4 separate regions of the Mus musculus genome follow, and all the other regions are linked to region 4. Evidence: chromatin loops called from intact Hi-C (ENCODE). Cell type or tissue: gastrocnemius. All regions are shown on one strand.

What was found. A loop is a pair of places that touch in the nucleus more often than their neighbours do. Peaks named below come from ENCODE experiments on the same cell type or tissue, not always from the same donor. Only the 100,000 strongest peaks of a DNase experiment are listed, where the experiment ranks them.
Region 1: it touches region 4 in a loop (7-fold over the local background); 14 of 42 quality-filtered maps call a loop at or near these places.
Region 2: a loop joins it to region 4, with 2.2 times the contacts of the local background. A loop is called at or near these places in 2 of 42 quality-filtered maps.
Region 3: a loop joins it to region 4, with 2.3 times the contacts of the local background. A loop is called at or near these places in 7 of 42 quality-filtered maps.

The regions. Positions count from the first base shown.
Region 1 is chr14:77,054,337-77,059,336 of GRCm38, reverse strand. All of the region lies in intron 1 of Ccdc122 (coiled-coil domain containing 122), which reads right to left. Among named protein-coding and RNA genes, the nearest start is that of Ccdc122, 20 kb to the right of the region's middle. In gastrocnemius, no CTCF peak of the experiment used is centred here; a DNase peak (open chromatin) is centred at 2,744.
Region 2 is chr14:77,736,825-77,741,824 of GRCm38, reverse strand. No RefSeq gene overlaps it. Among named protein-coding and RNA genes, the nearest start is that of Gm30467, 42 kb to the left of the region's middle. In gastrocnemius, no CTCF peak of the experiment used is centred here; DNase peaks (open chromatin) are centred at 2,250, 2,856 and 3,575.
Region 3 is chr14:77,780,400-77,785,399 of GRCm38, reverse strand. It overlaps Gm30467 (a long non-coding RNA gene), which reads right to left and starts at 4,328. Exons shown (of 4, transcript XR_383626.3): 1 at 4,247-4,328; 2 at 3,376-3,449. In gastrocnemius, a CTCF peak has its summit at 1,986 (motif pointing left); a DNase peak (open chromatin) is centred at 1,979.
Region 4 is chr14:77,926,316-77,931,315 of GRCm38, reverse strand. It overlaps Epsti1 (epithelial stromal interaction 1 (breast)), which reads right to left. Exons shown (of 12, transcript NM_029495.2): 2 at 4,088-4,146; 3 at 2,486-2,569; 4 at 1-69. Among named protein-coding and RNA genes, the nearest start is that of Epsti1, 25 kb to the right of the region's middle. In gastrocnemius, CTCF peaks have their summits at 3,083 (motif pointing right) and 4,374; DNase peaks (open chromatin) are centred at 2,458, 3,090 and 4,382.

The DNA.
Region 1 (5,000 bases), 870 kb after region 4:
TGTGCCCTCTAGTGAGTCTGGCTAAGGATTTATCTATCTTGTTGATTTTCTCAAAGAACCAGCGCCTTGTTTGGTTGATTCTTTGAATAGTCCTTTTTGTTTACACTTGGTTGATTTCGCCCCTGAGTTTGATTATTTCCTGCCTTCTACTCCTCTTGGGTGAATTTTCTTCCTTTTGTTCTAGAGCTTTTAGGTATGTTGTCAACCTGCTAGTGTGTGCTGTCTCTAGTTTCTTTTTGGAGGCACTCAGAGCTATGAGTTTTCCTCTTAGAAATGCTTTCATTGTGTCCCATACGTTTGGGTATGTTGTGGCTTCATTTTCATTAAACTCTAAAAAGTCTTTAATTTGTTTCTCTATTCCTTCCTTGAACAAGGTATCATTGAGAAGAGTGTTGTTCAGTTTCCACGTGAATGTTGGCTTTCCATTATTTATGTTGTTATTGAAGATCAGCCTTAGGCCATGGTGATCTGATAGGATGCATGGGACAATTTCAATATTTTTGTATCTGTTGAGGCCTGTTTTGTGACCAGTTTTATGGTCAATTTTGGAGAAGGTACCATGAGGTGCTGAGAAGAAGGTATATCCTTTTGTTTTAGGATAAAATGTTCTGTAGGTATCTGTTAAATCCATTTGTTTCATAACTTCTGTTAGTTTCTCTGTGCCCCTGTTTAATTTCTGTTTCCAGGATCTGTTCATTGATGAAAGTGGTGTATTGAAGTCTCCCACTATTATTGTGTGAGGTGCAATGTGTGCTTTGAGCTTTACTAAAGTTTCTTTAATGAATGTAGCTGCCCTTGCATTTGGAGCATAGATATTCAGAATTGAGAGTTCCTCTTGGAAGATTTTACCTTTGATGAGTATGAAGTGTCCCTCCTTGTCTTTTTTGATAACTTTGGGTTGGAAGTCGGTTTTATTCGATATTAGAATGGCTACTCCAGGTTTTTTCTTCAGACAATTTTCTTGGAAAATTGTTTTCCAGCCTTTCATTCTGAGGTAGTGTCTGTCTTTTTCCTTGAGATGGGTTTCCTGTGAGCAGCAAAATGTTGGGTCCTGTTTGTGTAGGCAGTCTGTTAGTCTATGTCTTTTTATTGGGGAATTGAGTCCATTGATATTAAGAGATATTAAGGAAAAGTAATTGTTGCTTCCTATTATTTTTGTTGTTAGAGTTGGCATTCTGTTCTTGTGGCTGTCTTCTTTTAGGTTTGTTGAGGGATTACCGTCTTGCTTTTTCTAGGGTGTGGTTTCCGTCCTTGTATTGGTTTTTTTCTGTTATTATCCTTTGAAGGGCTGGATTTGTGGAAAGATAATGTGTGAATTTGGTTTTTGTCCTGGAATACTTTGGTTTCTCCATCTATGGTAATTGAAAGTTTGGCTGGGTATAGTAGCCTGGGTTGGAGTTTGTGTTCTCTTAGTGTCTGTATAACATCTGTCCAGGCTCTTCTGGCTTTCATATTCTCTGGTGAAAAGTCTGGTGTAATTCTGATAGGCCTGCATTTATATGTTACTTGACCTTTTTCCCTTACTGCTTTAAATATTCTATCTTTATTTAGTGCATTTGATGTTCTGATTATTATGTGTCTGGAGGAATTTCTTTTCTGGTCCAGTCTATTTGGAGTTCTGTAGGCTTCTTGTATGTTCATGGGCATCTCTTTCTTTAGGTTTGGGAAGTTTTCTTCTATAATTTTGTTGAAGATATTTGCTGGCCCTTTAAGTTGAAAATCTTCATTCTCATCTACTCCTATTTTCATCTACCTCCTATCCGTAGGTTTGGTCTTCTCATTGTTTCCTCCATTTCCTGGATGTTTTGAGTTAGGGTCTTTTTGCATTTTGCATTTTCTTTGATTGTTGTGCCAATGTTCTCTATGGAATCTTCTGCACCTGAGATTCTCTCTTCCATCTCTTGTATTCTGTTGCTGATGCTCGCATCTATGGTTCCAGATTTCTTTCCTAGGGTTTCTATCTCCAGCGTTGCCTCACTTTGGGTTTTCTTTATTGTGTCTACTTCCCTTTTTAGGTCTAGTATGGTTTTGTTCATTTCCATCATCTGTTTGGATGTGTTTTCCTGTTTTTCTTTAAGGACTTCTACCTGTTTGGTTGTGTTTTCCTGTTTTTCTTTAAGGACTTGTAACTCTTTAGCAGTGTTCTCCTGTATTTCTTTAATTGAGTTATTAAAGTCCTTCTTGATGTCCTCTACCATCATCATGAGATATGCTTTTAAATCCGGGTCTAGCTTTTCTGGTGTGTTGGGGTGCCCAGGACTGGCTGAGGTGGGAGTGCTATGTTCTGATGATGGTGAGTGGTCTTGGTTTCTGTTTGTAAGATTCTTACGTTTGCCTTTCACTATCTGGTAATCTCTGGAGTTAGTAGTTATAGTTGTCTCTGGTTAGAGCTTGTTCCTCTTGTGATTCTGTTAGCCTCTATAAGCAGACCTGGGAGACTAGCTCTCTCCTGAGTTTCAGTGGTCAGAGCAGGCAAGCTCTCCTCTTGCAGGGATGGTGGACAGATATCTGGACCTGCCTCCTGGCAGAAGATGAAGGCCCAAAACAGGGCCTGTCCCAGAAGGTGTTAGCTTCTGTAGTCCACACTCTCACCTGTGCAGACTAGTCTTGGAGGGATCCGGGAACCAAGATGAGTTCCCCTGGTGCTCTTGCAAAGCCCTCCCGGGTTGGGAAGACACCTCTCCTTTGGCAGGGAAGGTGCCCAGATGTCTGGAGCCTGAAACAGGATCTGCCTCACAAGCTGTCCTCTAGGGACCTTGGGGGTGTCCGCTGACTCTGTGCCCAAGGTGACCCGGTGCTGGCGCCGAGTGGAAGGAACTTGTCTTCCTCACTGTTATAGAGTGTCCTGTTACTCATCTTCACCTACCTCCTTTCTGGTCCTCCTGATACAGTATGCCCTCCAGTTCAATTCTTTAAGATCATCTAGTATGCAAAGAAATAGTGGTATGTAAAAACAAAGCAGGATTATTCAGTCTTCAAAAGAATGTGGTCATTTGCCACATTTATTTGTGAAGTTGAAGGGCATTGTGTTACAGACTATGAGCAATTGGAAGACAACTATTGTGTAACTTATAATTAGAACTTCTATCCAACTCACTGGATAGAAGACTAGTAATCACCAAGAATTGAAAGGCAGAAAAAGCTGGAGAGATATTGGCTAAATGACACAAAATCTCAGGTTCCCCCCAAAACAAAAACAAAACAAAACAAAAAAACCAAACCAAAACAAACAAACAAACAAAAAAACAAATCATCTTGTATGAGGCTGAGCGTTCCTAAATCTATATCTCTAACCTGAACATCCTTTTTTACCTACAGACTCAGATCAGATTCCCTACTTCATATCTCCACTTGAATTTTGAACAGGCATTACTATTTTTAAACTCCTCACCTCTTTGTCCTCTCCAGCATTGCATATCTCAATAAATTATAAGTTCATTGTTGTTATTCAGGACACAAATACTAGGTTATTATCTCAGAATTCTCCAAAAGATGGAGATCTCAGGGCAATTTAGATTTTTAAAGATAAAGTGAGTTCCTTGCCCCTTTGTCCTTAAAGGTACACCACAAGTAGAATGTCCAAGGCCAGAGCTCTCTTTGTCTCACTCAAGGGACAAACCAGATTCTGATTATTTTTCTTCCTTTAGATAATACAATTCTTTCTTTTAAACTTATTACTTGGAGTTGGAGATATAGCTCAGTGATTAAAAGCTCTGGCTGTTCTTCCAAAGGTTAGGCCCTGACTTCAATTCCCAGCAACCACATGGTAGCTCACAACCATCTATAATGGGATCCAATGCCCTCTTCTGGTTTATTTAAAGACAGATACAGTGTACTCATATACATAAAATAAATAAGTAAACTTTCTTAAAAACAAAACAAAAACAAAAAAACCTTACTGGTCACCTTTAAGTTATATTGGAATCCAATTTCCCTTAACTGTGTTAACAGGGAATCTTTCCTAACAGCTCTTCCTTAAGCATGGCCTTATTCTTTCATTTCTCTTTTCTTCTTCTGCTTCTGCTTCTTCCTGCTTCTTCCTGCTTCTTCCTTCTTCTTCTTCTTCTTCTTCTTCTTCTTCTTCTTCTTCTTCTTCTTCTTCTTCTTCTTCTTCTTCTTCTTCTTCATGGCCTTATTCTTTCATTTCTCTTTTCTTCTTCTGCTTCTGCTTCTTCCTGCTTCTTCCTGCTTCTTCCTTCTTCTTCTTCTTCTTCTTCTTCTTCTTCTTCTTCTTCTTCTTCTTCTTCTTCTTCTTCTTCTTCTTCCTCCTCCTCCTCCTCCTCCTCCTCCTCCTCCTCCTCCTCCTCCTTCTTCTCTCTCTCTCTCTCTCTCTCTCTCTCTCTCTCTTTCTCTCTCTCTCCCCCCCCCCATCCATACGTGTGCACATGTAGGTGGAGGCAAAGGCAGGCAGACCTTGAGTGAATGTCTTTCTCAATGACTTTCTATGTCTTTGTTTGTTTGGAAATAAACTCTCCCACTGAACCTAACTCACTGGTTAGGCTAGACTGGCTGGCCAGCATGTCCAGGGACCATCCTATCTCTGCCTTCCTAGTGGCATATTACAGGCATATACTACTCTGCTTGGCTTTCTTATGTGGGCTTTGGGGGAACTGACTTAAGTCTTCATGTATGCAAACACGTTACTGACTGAGCCATGTTTCCAACTCTATTGCTTTTAATAACATTGATCATCACTGGCATCTTTTATACCTGTTTTTATATCCTTCAGCCAATGCAAACTTTAAAAGCATAGATACCAAGAAATGCCTGGCACATAGTATGTGCAGACCCATAATCAATCAATCAGTTTGTCTGTCTGTCTATCTATATATCTCTACTTCACCATACTATGACATAATGTTTCTTGAGATAGTTCTGATCATGTCCACTGTGATGGTTTGTATATTCTTGGACCAGGGAATGGCACCATTTGGAGGTGTGACCTGGTTGGAGTAGGTGTGTCACTGTGGGTGTGGGCTTAATACTCTCACCCTAGGTGC
Region 2 (5,000 bases), 190 kb after region 4:
TAGATGCATTAGCATGTGGTCTCCCAGATCTTCATCCAGTTTAGTTGTGGAGCCTCCTGAGAGTCAGTCCTCATACAGATTAACTCACTTAAAGTCAGCTGAATACTCACACATGTCATCTGGCCTGGCTTCACCATCATGGCCAAGCATGGTAGGCTGATGGGAAAAGAGTCTAAGGCCTTTTCTTTTCTCTCTCTCTCTCTCTCTCTCTCTCTCTCTCTCTCTCTCTCTCTCTCTCTCTTTCTTTCTTTCTTTTTTAGTTTTCTTCTCCCTCTTGCCCCTTCCTCTGTTGCTACCTCAAGGTTTCTTTTTCTAATGATGACTCCTTCACTCCTTTGTCCTCCTTGGCCCTTGATTTGTCCATTTCCCACTTCTCTCTTCCCTCCCTCCCTTCTGTGATCAAGGATGTCTGGGTTGTTAGTTGCACACAGACACCTTGCCCAGAGGCCCATGAGAGCAGAAGTCCAGCCTGAACTGTGATAGGAGCTGTGTGCACTGCTGTGGGGTTTCATCTTTCCAGAGGAAGCATCTTTTTCTAACTCACACAAAAACCTTTTAGGGGCATCCTTGCTCCCTAAAATTCAGTTCTCAGGATGAACAATCATTTTTAATTTTTTTCTTGTGTTTCTTCTGAAACTCTGTTGGAACCCCCTTTGCATACTGACCAGTCTGGGCAGGCTAGAATCACACAGGCAACAATATCAGGAGCACGACATTTTAAAAAGGAGTGCTGTGGGATTCTATGGTTCTTGTTTCTGCTGATTGTTTTCTTCGCTCATGCCTCTTTTGAATAGGAACGCTAACCTTTCAGCCATTGCTCTTGGATGTTTAACTCGAATGTTCTCAGTTGTCTTAAACAACTAAATTCCCCAAAGTTTGTTGATCCACCAGTAGCGAACACAATGTTTACCTAACAGTGGTGTTTGTCCAGTAATCTCTGTTTGGGAATACTGAAGGAAAAGAACTCTGCATCTGCCAGCTGTCTGATAGTCAGAGAATAATAGACTGGGATGTTCAAGTTCTAGAAATGCTTTTGAAATTGGGGAGCATTTCTGATTTTCCACTACATTGGTGGCACCTCACTTTTAGCATACAATATTATTATATAACATAGTATAATATATATTATGTTATATACTATATTATATTCTAAATTATATGTTATGTGTTATATGTTATATATTATATTATATATTAATTTATTATGTGCCAAAGTGAGTTGCCATATATGTATATTTTTTTAAAGATGAACTTTAAGAGTATCAAATCCCTAAGTAGATAGGTAAGTGAATAAGGCTATTCAGGGAATTCTACTTAGTATTAAAAGTAGCCATTGCATCAGTTCAAAATAAGCACTAACTGTTGGATATTCAGCTTACCCAGGTTGCAGATATGCCTGTGAGCTACAAGAAACAGGAACACTCACTCCCAAGGATAACCAAGCCACAAAGCATGAAGAACAACAGGGAACTAGAGAAGCTGGAAAGCAGAACAGTACCAGGAAAAGAGGTCTGGTGATCGGAAGGTAGAAGGGATAGTTTGTCCCCTGCTGCTTTAGCATCTTAGTAGCAGAGCCTTCTGTCTGCCTCTCTGATTGCTTGGCTGACATATACTCTCCTCCCATCTCATACCTCTGCATGGTGCCTGGTCATAGGGATCCTCTCAGTGTAGATAACTCTGGTGGTTTTCTCTGTGACTTTCAAGCAGGCTAAGACTGGATAGGCTGACTATGTCTAGCAGTGGCCTCTCACCAATGGCTGAGTCCTAGTGACATCAGGCTCAGAGTCCTCTCAATAGTCAGCTCCTCAGATTGGGACCAAAAGGAACAGGCATTTGAGACTTGCTAGAAGTGGTCAGAATCCATGATTTACTCTCTTTCTGTCTTTTAAATATCAAATTGGAGTTGTTAAGTGGAAGCCAGAGGTTAACATTAGGCATCTTCCTCAATCAGTCTCTACCTTATGTTTTGAGATAGTCTCTCACTGAATCTTGAACTCAGCAATTTGTCTTGTGTGACAGAAACCCTTCTGTCTCCGTACCACTGGGATTATAGGTATGTAGTGCAGTGCTCCACTTTTGGTCTGTTGGTGCTAGGCATTGAACTCAGGTCTTCAGACTTGCACAGCAAGCACTTTACCTAGCCCAGGGAATAAGAGCTCTATGCTTCAAACAAATATGTCATGACTCTGAAACACATGACAGAAAAGGGAAGGGACCAGATGGGCTAGTGAGAGGGCATGTCAACATGGCACTCACCCAATTCCTGGGTGCTGGACTCAGCTGTGATTCTTTCAGTGTCATTGACTCATTGAGAAGTCATTAGAGATTGTTGAAAAGTACCAAATAATGTGCCACACTGAGTGGTTTTTGTTTTTATTTAAATCAAAGTTTTGGATGTTTTAGAGAAAATGTCAAGGAAACAGCCAGTAGAGATGGGCTGAAATCCCTTGATGCTATGAAAGAAGAACCTTGTAAAACTGTGCAGTCCTGGTGGGCTGTCTGATAATTGCAGAGACATGGAAGAGATAATAAGTAAGGCTGTCAAATGTGAGATTTGATGAGGATCGTCACCCTCTCTGTAGGATTGTGTCACAGTTACCAAGTGCCTCACACCTGTGCTGGGTGCCATCGGCTCCATGGTGAGCTCCTTTCTACACGCTTACACAATTTCAAAGGCAGTGACCAGAAGGGAAGGCTCGCCCTTTCTCCCGCCTACCCACAGCTGGCTCATTCTCTGCCAACATGAAGAACCAACGAGTTGAATCTGTTTTGAGCATGTCACCATGAGTTCAGATTCTGATTCCATTGTGGGGACTTGGCAAGCCCTAGTGTCCTGCCTGAGTATTGGCAGGAGTGGAGGAGCAAGCAGAGGATATCCAGGTCACTGTCCTTGTCTCCCTTGGTCTGTCCCTTTAAGCAAGGACTCTGTCACTGATGTCATCAATCTTGCACATTTCATAAACTGTAAATTCATTTTAAAATCTGCTGCTGAGCCGCCAGCTGTCTCCATGTTTGTCAGTCTGCTGTTAGGACTGTGCCACTGTACAGTGAGGCTGTCTTTCTCTAATGACTTCTTGATCTGATGGCGAATACATTGAATGTGGCGACAAGAGCCACCGGCATTTATACTCACTAGGCTGGCGTCAGAGCCTGGAATTGAAATCTTGTTTTTGACCTAGGGTGATGATATTGATGGTTTCTATATTTTGCTCTGCTTGATTTATAGACTCTGAAATTACAGAACTTTCCGACATCCTGATTTATTACATAGTAGGTCGGAAGAGGGCAGGGCAGCTCTTTAAAACTATTTAGGTGTTGCTGATGAGTAAATTGAGGCACAGAATAAGTGCTGAAGGTCAGATAGCAAAGAGTAGTGATAAAAGGACTTATAGAGCCATGGTGTCTCTCTTCAGGGACCGAGTCATCTTTATCCTTTTTTGGGGGTGGAGGCAGGGTCTCTTAAATCTCAGGCTGCCCTTGAACTTGCTATGTAGCTAAGAATGACGTTGGGTTCCTTATATTCTTGCCTCTACCTTCTGAGAGCTGGAATTGCTAGTATGTGGCACCGTGCCCAGCTTGTGGGGACCCAATCCAAGACTCTGTCCAGGGGACTGAGCCCAAGACTCTGTCCATGCTGGGAGAGCACTTAACTGGGTTATATTGCTAACCCTCAAATATCTTTTTATATCTTGTAATCATTCCACAAGCTGTCTACACACAAGGCCCTTTCTCTCCAAAGGCTAGAGGCATAGCAGAAGGAACCATAGCCAGCTCTGAGCCGAGTCAAAAGAAGAGACTGTCTCTTGGACCCCATGCCAGATTTTAATACAAAACGTCTTCCAGTGTGAACCTCTTCCAACTATTAGGAGGGAGACAAGGTAAAACCAAAAGGTTCAATCACACAAAACCTCTGCAAGTAAGCCAGGGATGCAGACATCACCCCAAAGAAACCATAGGCAAAACAAATGACTTCTTCAAAGGAAGCCATCACCATGTGCTTGTATCTGGATGCAGCTATTTGTAAGAATTCAAATCATGCTTTCTTGTGTCAGTGAATACCTGAACACCATTTTAGATGGTAGGTGGTAGATGGGTAGTCTGGGTAGAAAGGAAACATGGAGATCTCCCCCCCCCCAACCCCCACATAAAGAGTTTGCTCTAATTTGCAGGTAGATAGTGTCCAGAGTCAGGTTATCCCGCCTTTATCATTCACCCCTTTCTTCCTTCGAGGAATGAGCTCATCTGTAAGGTTTTTCTCATTCTCTGTGGTTCTGCCGCTGCTTTGTTCTTGTTCTGGTGGGTTGAGTACCACACTTCCTTCTTATTGGTAGAGAAAGGGACCAGTGGATGCTTAGCATGATGTACGCCTTGTTCTTATCCTCTGGGTGATGACTAAATTGCTTTAAGTGTCCTTCTTTTGTGTAGAGGCTACAGTGTTTTTGCTGTCTCCCTGACTGTTCTCTGCCTCCTAGGCTTCTTCTGAATAGCAAGGACTATAGGCAGACTCCCCTATACCTGGCTACATGATGGTTCATTTTTTGTAGCAACTTCATGGTAGGCAGTGACACCCTGGTGTGTGGTCAAATACTAGTCTAGATGTGGCTGTTTACATATTTTAAAAGAGTTTATTCAGCATTAAAAAAAGAAGATTGGACAAAGTAGATCACCCTGCATAATGCAAATGGGCCACCATACAATCTGTTGAAGGGCTCCAGAACAAAGTGACATTTCCCAAAGGATGTGCAATTTGACTTCAGGATCAACACATCAGTTCTAGCTTGCTCTTCTTCCTTGATTCCTCAAGGGCAGCATCAACTCTTCCTCAAATTTCCAGCCCGCTGATCTGTCCGACAAATTCCAGTCTTGTCAGCCCTGATAATGCCATGAGCCATACTTTAGAATGTCTGTCAATTTTTTTATCATCTATATAATAGTATTCAGACATCCAATTGTTCTTTTTTCCCCAGGGAACCCTGACTCATACATTTGTTAATTATAAA
Region 3 (5,000 bases), 150 kb after region 4:
GCAGAGCCTCTCAGGAGACAGCTATAACAAACAGTCTTTTGTCAGCAAGTACTTGTTGGAATCCACAATAGTGTCTGGGTTTGGTAACTGTATATGGGATGGATCCCCAGGTGGGGCAGTCTCTGCATGGCCTTTTCTTCAGTCTCTACTCCACACTTTGTCTCTATATCTGCTCTCATGGGTATTTTATTCCCCCTTCTAAGAAGGACTAAAGCACCCACACTTTGGTCTTCCTTCTTCTTGAGCTTCATGTCATCTGTGAATTGTATCTTGGGTATTCTGAGCTTTGGGGCTAGTATCCACTTATCAGTGAGTGTATACCATGTGTGTTCTTTTGTGATTGGGTTACTTCACTCAGGATAATATTTTCTAGTTCCATCCATTTGCCTAAGAATTTCATGAAGTCATTGTTTTTAATAGCGGAATAGTATTCCATTGTGTAAATGTACCACATTTTCTGTATCCATTCCTCTGTTGAGGGACATCTGGGTTCTTTCTAGCTTCTGGCTATTATAAATATGGCTGCTATGAACATAGTAGAGTATGTGTCCTTCTTATATGTTGAGCATCTTTTGGGTGTGTGACCAGGAGTGGTCCAGCTGGGACTGCATCCTAGCATCAGGTGCTGTGTCCTGATGATTAAGGAGACAAGGTGACCCCCTTCGTGGAGCAGGCACTCTCTTTTGGACACTTGGATATTAAGTGGCATCTGCTGTCCACATCTCAGGCTGTGGTGGTTGTGAGGAGGGGAAGGTTGTCACTGAAACTATTCAAAGAAAAGAGAAAGGAGATGGGTACACTGTGAGGATCAGGTTCTCTTCAAAGAGAAAGAGGTGCTGAGATAGGCTTCTCTAAAGGAACAGAACTGGTATAATGGTATATATGCACGTGTGTATGCGTGTGTGTGTGTATATATATGTATATATGTATGTGTATAAATACATATATACATACACATATACAGATGTATATATACATGTGTGTATATATGTACTTATATGTATATATGTGTATATATTTATATATGCTGTAAGTCACTTTAAAAACTATATATACATATAATACATACATATATACACATACATATATACATATATACACACACATATATGTGTGTATATATATATATATACGTATATGTATGTGTATATATATGTGTGTGTATGTATGTATGTGTGTATATATGTGTGTGTATATGAGGGCAGGCAGACAAAAAGCAAAAGCTTCCTTGTCCCATGTTGTATACATATATACATATATACATTATATAGTTAGTGAGTGAGTGAGTGCTGGCATTCCAGAGGATTCCTAGAGAACTGCTGGTGTTCAGTCTCTTGTTAGAATCTCAAGGTTACAACACCAGGAAACAAGTGCTTCATCAGCAGGGTGGATGAACTTGCCAGTGAGGATGAGGGCAGGCAGACCACAAGCAAAAGCTTCCTTGTCCCATGTTGTTTTATGTGGTCTGCCACCAGAAGGTGTAGGCCAGATCTAGGGTAGGTCTTCCCACCTCAAATGATCCAATCAAGAAAATCCCTAGTGAGTATTTGAACATGACAAAAGGGCCACTCTGCTACCTGGGGCTGAGTGGTGCCAGCCAGGAGGCCCAGGCAGGGTACATGACACAGCAGAGCAGAATATTCCCTTGTGTGATTTTTACCTTCTGTAACGTCGTCTTCTTGTTACTCTCTCTCTCTCTCTTTATATAATAGGGCCTAAAATTTAGAAAGGTATTGAGGGGAACTTGGCTCAACCCCCAACCCTATGTGGAAATCTCTATAGAATCTGCAGTAGGTGGGCATTCTTTGTGGCATTGTCTTTCTTATCCATTAGTTTACTTAGTAATTAGTTTATAGAACATTATTAAACTTTTTTTTTCAAATTCTAGGGAAACAGCTGTCTTTACTTTGTAGGTTTGTATGTGTGCATGTATGTGGGTATATGTCACACCATCCAACAGAGGTTGGAGCCCTGGACTGCCCCCTAGTGGTTCCAACTATGAATGGGGCAGGACAGGGAAAGTAGCAACAGCTCAGGCAAGCATACTGATGTGATTTAGGCCAGAGAAAGGGGAAAGAAGACATTATGGTTAGAAGAAATCCCCTGGCTTGAGAAGAGCCTTTAGTGTTATTTCAGTATAATGGCAATGAGAGTCTGTCTGTACAAGAAAGCCAAATGCATTATTATTATTCTAGAAATAACCCAAATCAAACACACAAACACAATGGGCATCTAGGGGCCTGGGTTATGTAGTCTCTTCCCTTTTGCTATTTCTGTGTTATAGTGTGAGTAAGCACCTTCCATATCATGTGTAAATGTAACTTTTATTCTCTTGATGTGATCATTGCTTCCATCTGCTAACCTAGGCCTAGTCCTGGAAGCTTCTAGACTCCATACAATCTAATCTAGGCTTAGAATCTTTTCAGCCTCTGAGACTTCTTGCTGAATTAACCTTACCCTTTCTTGTTCTTTCTGTGCTCTAGTTGGCTGGTTAACTAAGCTATTCTGGTTCAAAGCTCCTCTCCATGAAAACTGATTCAATCTGTCCCCCCTCTCTCTGTCGCTGTCTCTGTCTCCCCCCCCCCCCCCCCCCCCGTCTCTCCTAAGTTGCTCTACTTGGCCTCATGCTAACTTTGGCAATCTCTTATAATCCTCTAGCTCCTTCTCATTCTCTGACTCATTCTTTCTTCAACCTGTCCCTGTAAAACTCTCAAGGTAAAAACTGCCTCCTCTCTCTCTCCCTCTCCCTTTTCTCTCTTTGCACTGCTTTCTTAAGTAACTTCCTTTTCCTCTCTGTTCTTGTGAGACTTGGGTATATCCTATTCTGTCAGATCTTTCTCTGATTCATCACTTTGTCTTCCACTCAATTAGGTATCACTTTCAAACATGGCTGCTTCCTTCTACAAACTAGTTCTACCTTCATTGTTTGGGATTAAAGGTGAGTTCTAAGGACATGTCTGCATTACAGCCACAGGAATCAAAAGTATGTACAAAGGGCTGAGCCTCACCACAACGAGAAACAGTTTTTTTTTTTTTTTTCAGCAAATACAATCTCAGGGTTTACCTGTGATCAAATATCCTGCCACAGCCATGCCATGCTTTCACCTTATATTCTGTGTATAGCTGTGCATTGTTTAGCCAGCTCCTTCCTACTTCCTCTTGCCCCCTGCCACCTCCTGTCAATCTGGCATGATCACTTCCTAATCTACCTAGATTTTGACCTGCTCAAAACATTTCTCCCAGTACATTTGGATGGGATGATATAATTATGTTATGTGTTCTAGGAGTCATCATGGTGTGGCTGCACTGTCAGTCTTCAGCTTTCTGTAGATAATGTGTTAATGGCACTCTGTCAAGCCACAAACCCCCACTTACCAGGCCTCTCTCAGTAAGCACATACATTTGTGTTTCGTGCAGGTGAGGATAGGTCCAAGCCAGCGGTTCTCAATCTAAGAAAATACAGATATTTACATTATGATTCATAACAGTAGCAAAATTACAGTTAGGAAGTAGCAACAAGAATAATCTTATTGTTGGGCGTTATCACAATATGAGGAACTGTAATAAAGGACCTCAACATTAGGAAGGTTGAGGACCACTGGGCTAAACAGTCCCTTTACATCAGCCTTGGCTGGCAACTCTGGCTCTACTGACTTACTACAGTCAAGACCCAGGACCAGTATTGGACCAGGATGGCCCATAGCAGAACTGCCAGCCTCATCTTCTATGACAAATGCTTCAGACCAGGGGTCCCATTCTGGAAAGCCAGTTTTATTTACAAGCCATCATTTCTAGCCCATCTGCTCTCTGCAGACCCTGACACAGCGGAGATGTAGTGATGCAGAGCTGATGTCCTTGGAGAGCTGCAGTAGGGCTTGGAGATGAAAAACACACGCGATGGGATTCTGGAGAAATCTCCATGACTGTGTTGAAAAAGACAGTCAAGAATTCTGATATTTATAGAACCAGAGTCTATCCGATTAGACCTGTTTATTAAAGCCGGTCATTCTTCTCTGTAACACATGTACATACACACATACACATGTTTACATCTGTTGGGGGCATGTGTGTACACATATGGAAGTCTGGGTCTTCCTTATTCACTCTCCACATTATTCATTGAGGCAAAGCTCTCAGTTAAACCCAGAGCTTCCCAAGTAGTGCTAGGCTAGCTTGCCAGCTTGCCCTGGGGGTCAACTTGATCCACCTTCCCAATGCTGGAGTTAGAAGGGGTTGCCATGCTTACCCAGCATTTTTATGGTGCTAGGTCTTGCAGGCCCGGACTGGCCAGCAGTAACGACGCTGCAACAGGATCCTTCTGCACACGTTTATTGGGAGAGCTTGATTGCAGAGACGAAGAGACCCCGAGCCCAGAACTGGTGCTGCTTATATAGGCCTAGGAGAGGTGTGTCTCACACCCGGATTGGTTATGCACTACACCTCATTTGCATGTTCCTCATCTGATTGGCTACTCTCTCTCTCTCTCTCTGTACCTCACAGAGCCTCATTATCATACCTCATTTGCATGTCTCACATCTGATTGGTTATACTCTCAAAGCCTCATTATCATGCCTGGGCCAGGCAGTGTCTTTGCAAAAAACTTTACTGCATATGTACACATTGGTTGTTTGTCCAAACTTATGAATGGTGGCCAGCAGTAGTCAGTGCCACTCTGCAACGGCACATGTGGCTTCCCAAAGCTAGGGATTTAAACACTGGTCCTGGTCCTCATGCTTGAGGGGCCAGGGCTTATCCACTGAGCCAGGCAACCATCTCCCCAGCCCCTACTCCTCCTTCCTTCCTTCCTTCCTTCCTTCCTTCCTTCCTTCCTTCCTTCCTCTCTCCCTCCCTCCCTCCCTCTCTCCCTCCTTCCCTCTCCCCTCCCTCACTCCCTCACTCCCTTCCTTCCTTCCTTCCTTCCTTCCTTCCTTCCTTCCTTCCTTCCTTTCTCTCTCCCTCCCTCCCTCCTTCCTTCCTTCCTTCCTTCCTTTCTCCCTCCC
Region 4 (5,000 bases):
GCTGGTATTTAGAACGCATCTGTTGCAGCTGTTGTTTCTGTCTGACTTCAGCCTCAGACTGGCTTCCACCTGGTGAAAATAAATAATAAATAAATAAATAAGTAAATAAGCCACAAAGGTAAAACAGAAATATTAAGCTGCAAGGCCAGCTGTTGAGTACTAGTTAACTAGTTAACTGCATGGGAACCCAGCAGTGTGACTTGAGTTTTTTATACACCTGGACATTGGAATATAGCCGGTCATCTTCAAAAGTTGTCTAAGAGTGGTGGTCACTTTAAAAGCTAACTGATGGGTGGGAAGATGAAACTTTGTTCTTTAAAGACACTAGGGCTTTCCATCATAAACATTAAAGTCTTCACCTAGCTTGAAACCATGCCTGAAGGACCACACTAGACATTAAGCGATTCTGTCTTGGCTAAGAATTCTGGAACATTCCTCCTGCATAAGAAAGAACCTTTCAGATTTTCGGCACAGCAGATGTACGTAATCTTTATTACCCACTCATTTCCCCCAATATTTTTAGTAGTTCTTTGAGCGTTTTGTACAGTGTGTTGATCATATTCATCTCCCTTCCCCCAACTCCTCTCAGATCCATCCCCTCTTCCCTACCTGCCCAACTGTGCATCCTGCTTATTTTTTAAATTCTTCAAGACCAATTGTGCTGCCCAAACATTCTTGTTTGTGTGGTCTTCCCCTGGAGAACAGTCAATTTATCAGTGACTACATGCTCAGAGAAAACTCTAAGTTTCCCACAAGTCTGTGGCCGATGGGTCCTCAGAAGGGTTGGGGGTGGCACAGAATTGGGTTAAAGGCTAGCCTGGCTAGTGAGACCTTCACTCTGAAAAGAAAGTGGCTGTCTCATGGATGGTTTGTCTTCCTGAGTCAGAAGAGAAGGGATACACTGCTGCTGTTGACTGCAGTTCTAACAAGGATCTCATGAAAGAATATACATCTAAAGTCATCCTGGAGGTGACCAATTCTGGCCAGTACCTAGGACTGATCGCTAGTCACTGGGATGAAACTGTCTCAAAACACAAAGAGGAAAAAAATCTCTTACTTTGGGCTGGTGAGATGGCTCAGTGGGTAAGAGCACCCGACTGCTCTTCCAGAGGTCCGGAGTTCAAATCCCAGCAACCACATGGTGGCTCACAACCATCTGTAACAAGATCTGATGCCCTCTTCTGGAGTGTCTGAAGTGTACTTACATATAATAAATAAATAAATCTTTAAAAAAAAAATCTCTTACTTTACCTCAAAACCATGTGGAAGGTGAAACACTTGAGAGGACCTATTAAAGAGAAGAGGTTTGGGGGCTAGAGATGGCTCAGCGGTTAAGAGTACTGACTGTTCTTTCAGAGATCCTGAATTCAATTCCCAGCAACCACATTGTGGCTCACAACTATCTGTAATGGGATCCAATGCCCTCTTCTGGTGTGTCTGAAGACAGGGACAGTGCACTCACATACATAAAATAAATAAATCTTTAAAAAAATGATAAAAGATTTTTTAAAAAGAAGAAGGAGGAGGAAGAGAAGAGGAGGAGGAGAAGAGGAGGAGGAGAAGAGGAGGAGGAGGAGGAGGAAGAGGAGGAGGAGGAGGAGGAGGAGGAGGAGGACGTTTAGACTATATTCCTCAAGTCTCAAATTCCTCAAGTTTATTTGGCTAAAGGTGAAATGTGTGGAGTTACATATATAGTTCTATATCTTTCATTCATTAAGAGATTTCCAAATTAGTTTCTTCCCTTGCCCACCCCCTCCACCTTTATCTCTAAGACTATTGTGGTGGTATGTGGCTTCTAACCCAAGGCATCTTTGTGGTAACTGGAACTGTGCCAAGCCTCTATGTGTTAAGCTGCAGCTGACTCTGAAGTCAAGATAGGACGTAAATGACTCCCACTGAGGGATGGGGGTATGGGTATCCCCTCTAAAGGCCTGAAACCCCACACAGGAGACCCAGACATTCCATCACCCTGGCAGCACCTGCTCTGCCAACTCAAATGTCCCCCAGCCCTAGCATGAAAACCCAGGAGACATCCATCTTTATACCCACTGCTGGGTCCCCAGCTTACTCCCATTCTATGTTCCCAATGGACTCTCCGTTCAGTTTTGTCACATTAGCATCTAACTGCCAGGATGGATATGCTGTGGTGGCTTTCCCTTGCATCCTGGAAGTGCTGTGACTGGGCATATGCAGCGCCCCAGGTAAGCTCTCTTCAGAGCTGATCATCTAAGAGGCTCTAAATTATTTGCCAATTAAGCCATCACTTTATTCCCACACAACTGTGGCAGATGCATTTGCTCCTTACATAAAACCAGAGACAGCAATCTACCTGCACATTTGAATGTTTCCTATCAGATGAATTCCGTCTCCGGCAGAAATACCATAGAGCAAGCCTTCGCATGTGAAGGAAAGCAGACCCAGCCTGTCTCAGTAGGATCTGCCAGTGACCCTGCCTACCCGCTCTGGCTTTCCATCTGCCACTCACCCAGCCGTTGTGGCACCAAGTAGACTGGTTTTGCCCTGTTCTGTTGCTTCCATCTCTCCAGGTCTGCCAGTTCTTGCTCAGCAACTAACCAGGAGAGAAATAGCAAGTTGTTGATTGTTTGAAAAGAAACCTGGTCATTGCAGCATCAAAACACACAGCAGACAGCAGATAGTGAGTTTTCCGGAATGAGACAGAAAAAAATGACCATGAAAAGCTGATACCTCCCAGCCCTCCCGGACCCCCAAGTCATGCAGGGCCCACCCCTGGCAGCTCCTAAGTGTCCTCACAGAAGGTACAAATTTGAACAACAGCTAAACTCCTACTAACACAAAGAAATATAGTTTTCCCTCCAACACTGACATTCTTAAAACCTCATGAATTATTTCGAAAGGTTTTCTATAACAAATGTGTACAAAAACTAGAATATTCATATGTCAATAAGATCCGGGTAAATATACATCCCCAAAGAATTGTGATGCCTATATTTGCTTTATTTTTAACATTTCTCAAGCTGGCTGTTATCTCTGAGGAGGGAGGCTCTGCCCTGTGCGTTGGCACCCTGCTTTGGGTCTTGGTATTCTTTATTGTCCAAATATTCAGACAGCAGGGGGCGCCTGGGAGACTTAGTTCTGTTGCTATATAACCTAATCTCCCGGTTTAGTTCCCCTTAGAAACTTGAACTCGAAGCCTGTAAGATGTTGGAACCTTGGGGTTCTGTTGGCTAAATGTCTGCAGTCCCCACAATCACTGAAGACCACTGTCATATGCTATACTGACTCACCGGACCACCCTGATTGATTCTTGTCCATGTGGTCTCTTCGGATAACTACTTTCCTGGCTGGGCCGTTATGGCCTTATTGGTTACTGAATTCCTTACCAATACCCTAAGAAGGGAGAGCACAGAATCCTGGAGCTGGAAACATGGCTGACGTGGGCAGTCACACAGTGTCCTGGTGAACCATGTGAACATTATCTCCCCTTGCAACTACAAATAGTGCGACAGTGTCAGAGGGCAGCATTTGTTAGTTCTGTGCCTCAGTTAAACCTGCTACTCATGCTCTAAGTACAAGGAGTACAGCCAAAGATTGGGGGGGGGGGGAGTGATTATACACACTGTATAAGGTAAGATTGTAGAGGGCAGATTGACAGATACAGAAGGATAAGAATACAGAGGCAGAAAAAGTCTATTAAGGAGGGATGGAACATATATTTTAAAAAAAGGTACAAATTCCCTCATAATCTTTTTGACATATAGCATGTCGTTTCAAAGGTATTCACAGCACCATTAAAATATCACCACCAACTTATTTAGTATATCAGGGACAAGATCCAAACAATAACAATAGGTGTGAAGTTGTTTAAACCCAAGAAAAATCCAAAGCTCATAGTCACTCATTACCATGAGCTCTGTTACTAATGTAGAGAAACGAATTTAGAAGTGCTAACAATAGAATAATTTTTACAAGTGCAATTAAAACTCTAAGTTTTTTTTAAGACCTTGGTAAGATTCTGTGAGTCTCTATAAATAAGAAAATAAAAATACTTTAAAAAATTATAAAGAGGAGAAGCATTCTGAGTGTCGGGTGAAAGTGCGTGCCATACTTCTCTGTATCTTCTGCCTTCTGCTCTCGTTTGGTGCTATCAGGGTGTATGTGCCTGCGCTGGAAAGAAGGGAAAACAGTGGTTATCATCATGACAGCTTCCTAAGGAATCTAAACCACCAGACCATCTTCCTTCTGATACCATTAGAAGACAGCCTTTAAGACCTTGCTCTGTTCTCTGCTACCTTCCAATCTAGTTGAAAGACACAAAGCAATGGGCCAGAGGACTAGTTCCTGCTGGTCTCCATCACCACTGGTTTGGGGGAGACTGCCCTTGTAGGGCGTCTCTCCTCTAGGTGGTGCTTGTGAGTCAATCCCAGTAAGGCTCATTTTCTCTTGTAGGCCCACCTTAGGAGAAAAAGAAACCCTGGGGCATCTGGTGTGTTTTCTGTTCATACAAACAAGAGTCCAAGTTATTCGCCATGCAGCCACGTCTTCTTTGTGACCCATATGACTAGCCTACTAGTCTTATAAGCCTTGATTCCCTCCCCTATATCCTGGGGACACAGGCTGAACATTATTTAAATCAGGAGCCCAGGGAAGTGAACATGGGAATCAAGGAAGAATTTCTTTCTGTCAGTTTTATCTTTGTTCTTTCTTTAGCAGGTGCAGTCCAAACATATGTGTGTATACTTGTGTGCACTTGTCTGTGTGTGAGTGTGTAAGGAGCTGAGGTCGACACTGTGCACCTTCTGTTTCTGGACACATTATTATTATTATCATTATTATTGAGATGGGATGTCTCTCTGAAGCTGGAGTCCTATTTTGACTAGACTGGCTGACCAGAGGGCCCCCATCTTTGCTCCTTCCACATCCCTCTCTTGCATCTCTGGGGTTAGAGACATACCAGTCCATACTGGACTTTTTCCCTGGCTGCTGGGACTCCAAAGTCAGGTTTTCATGTGTGCACAGCA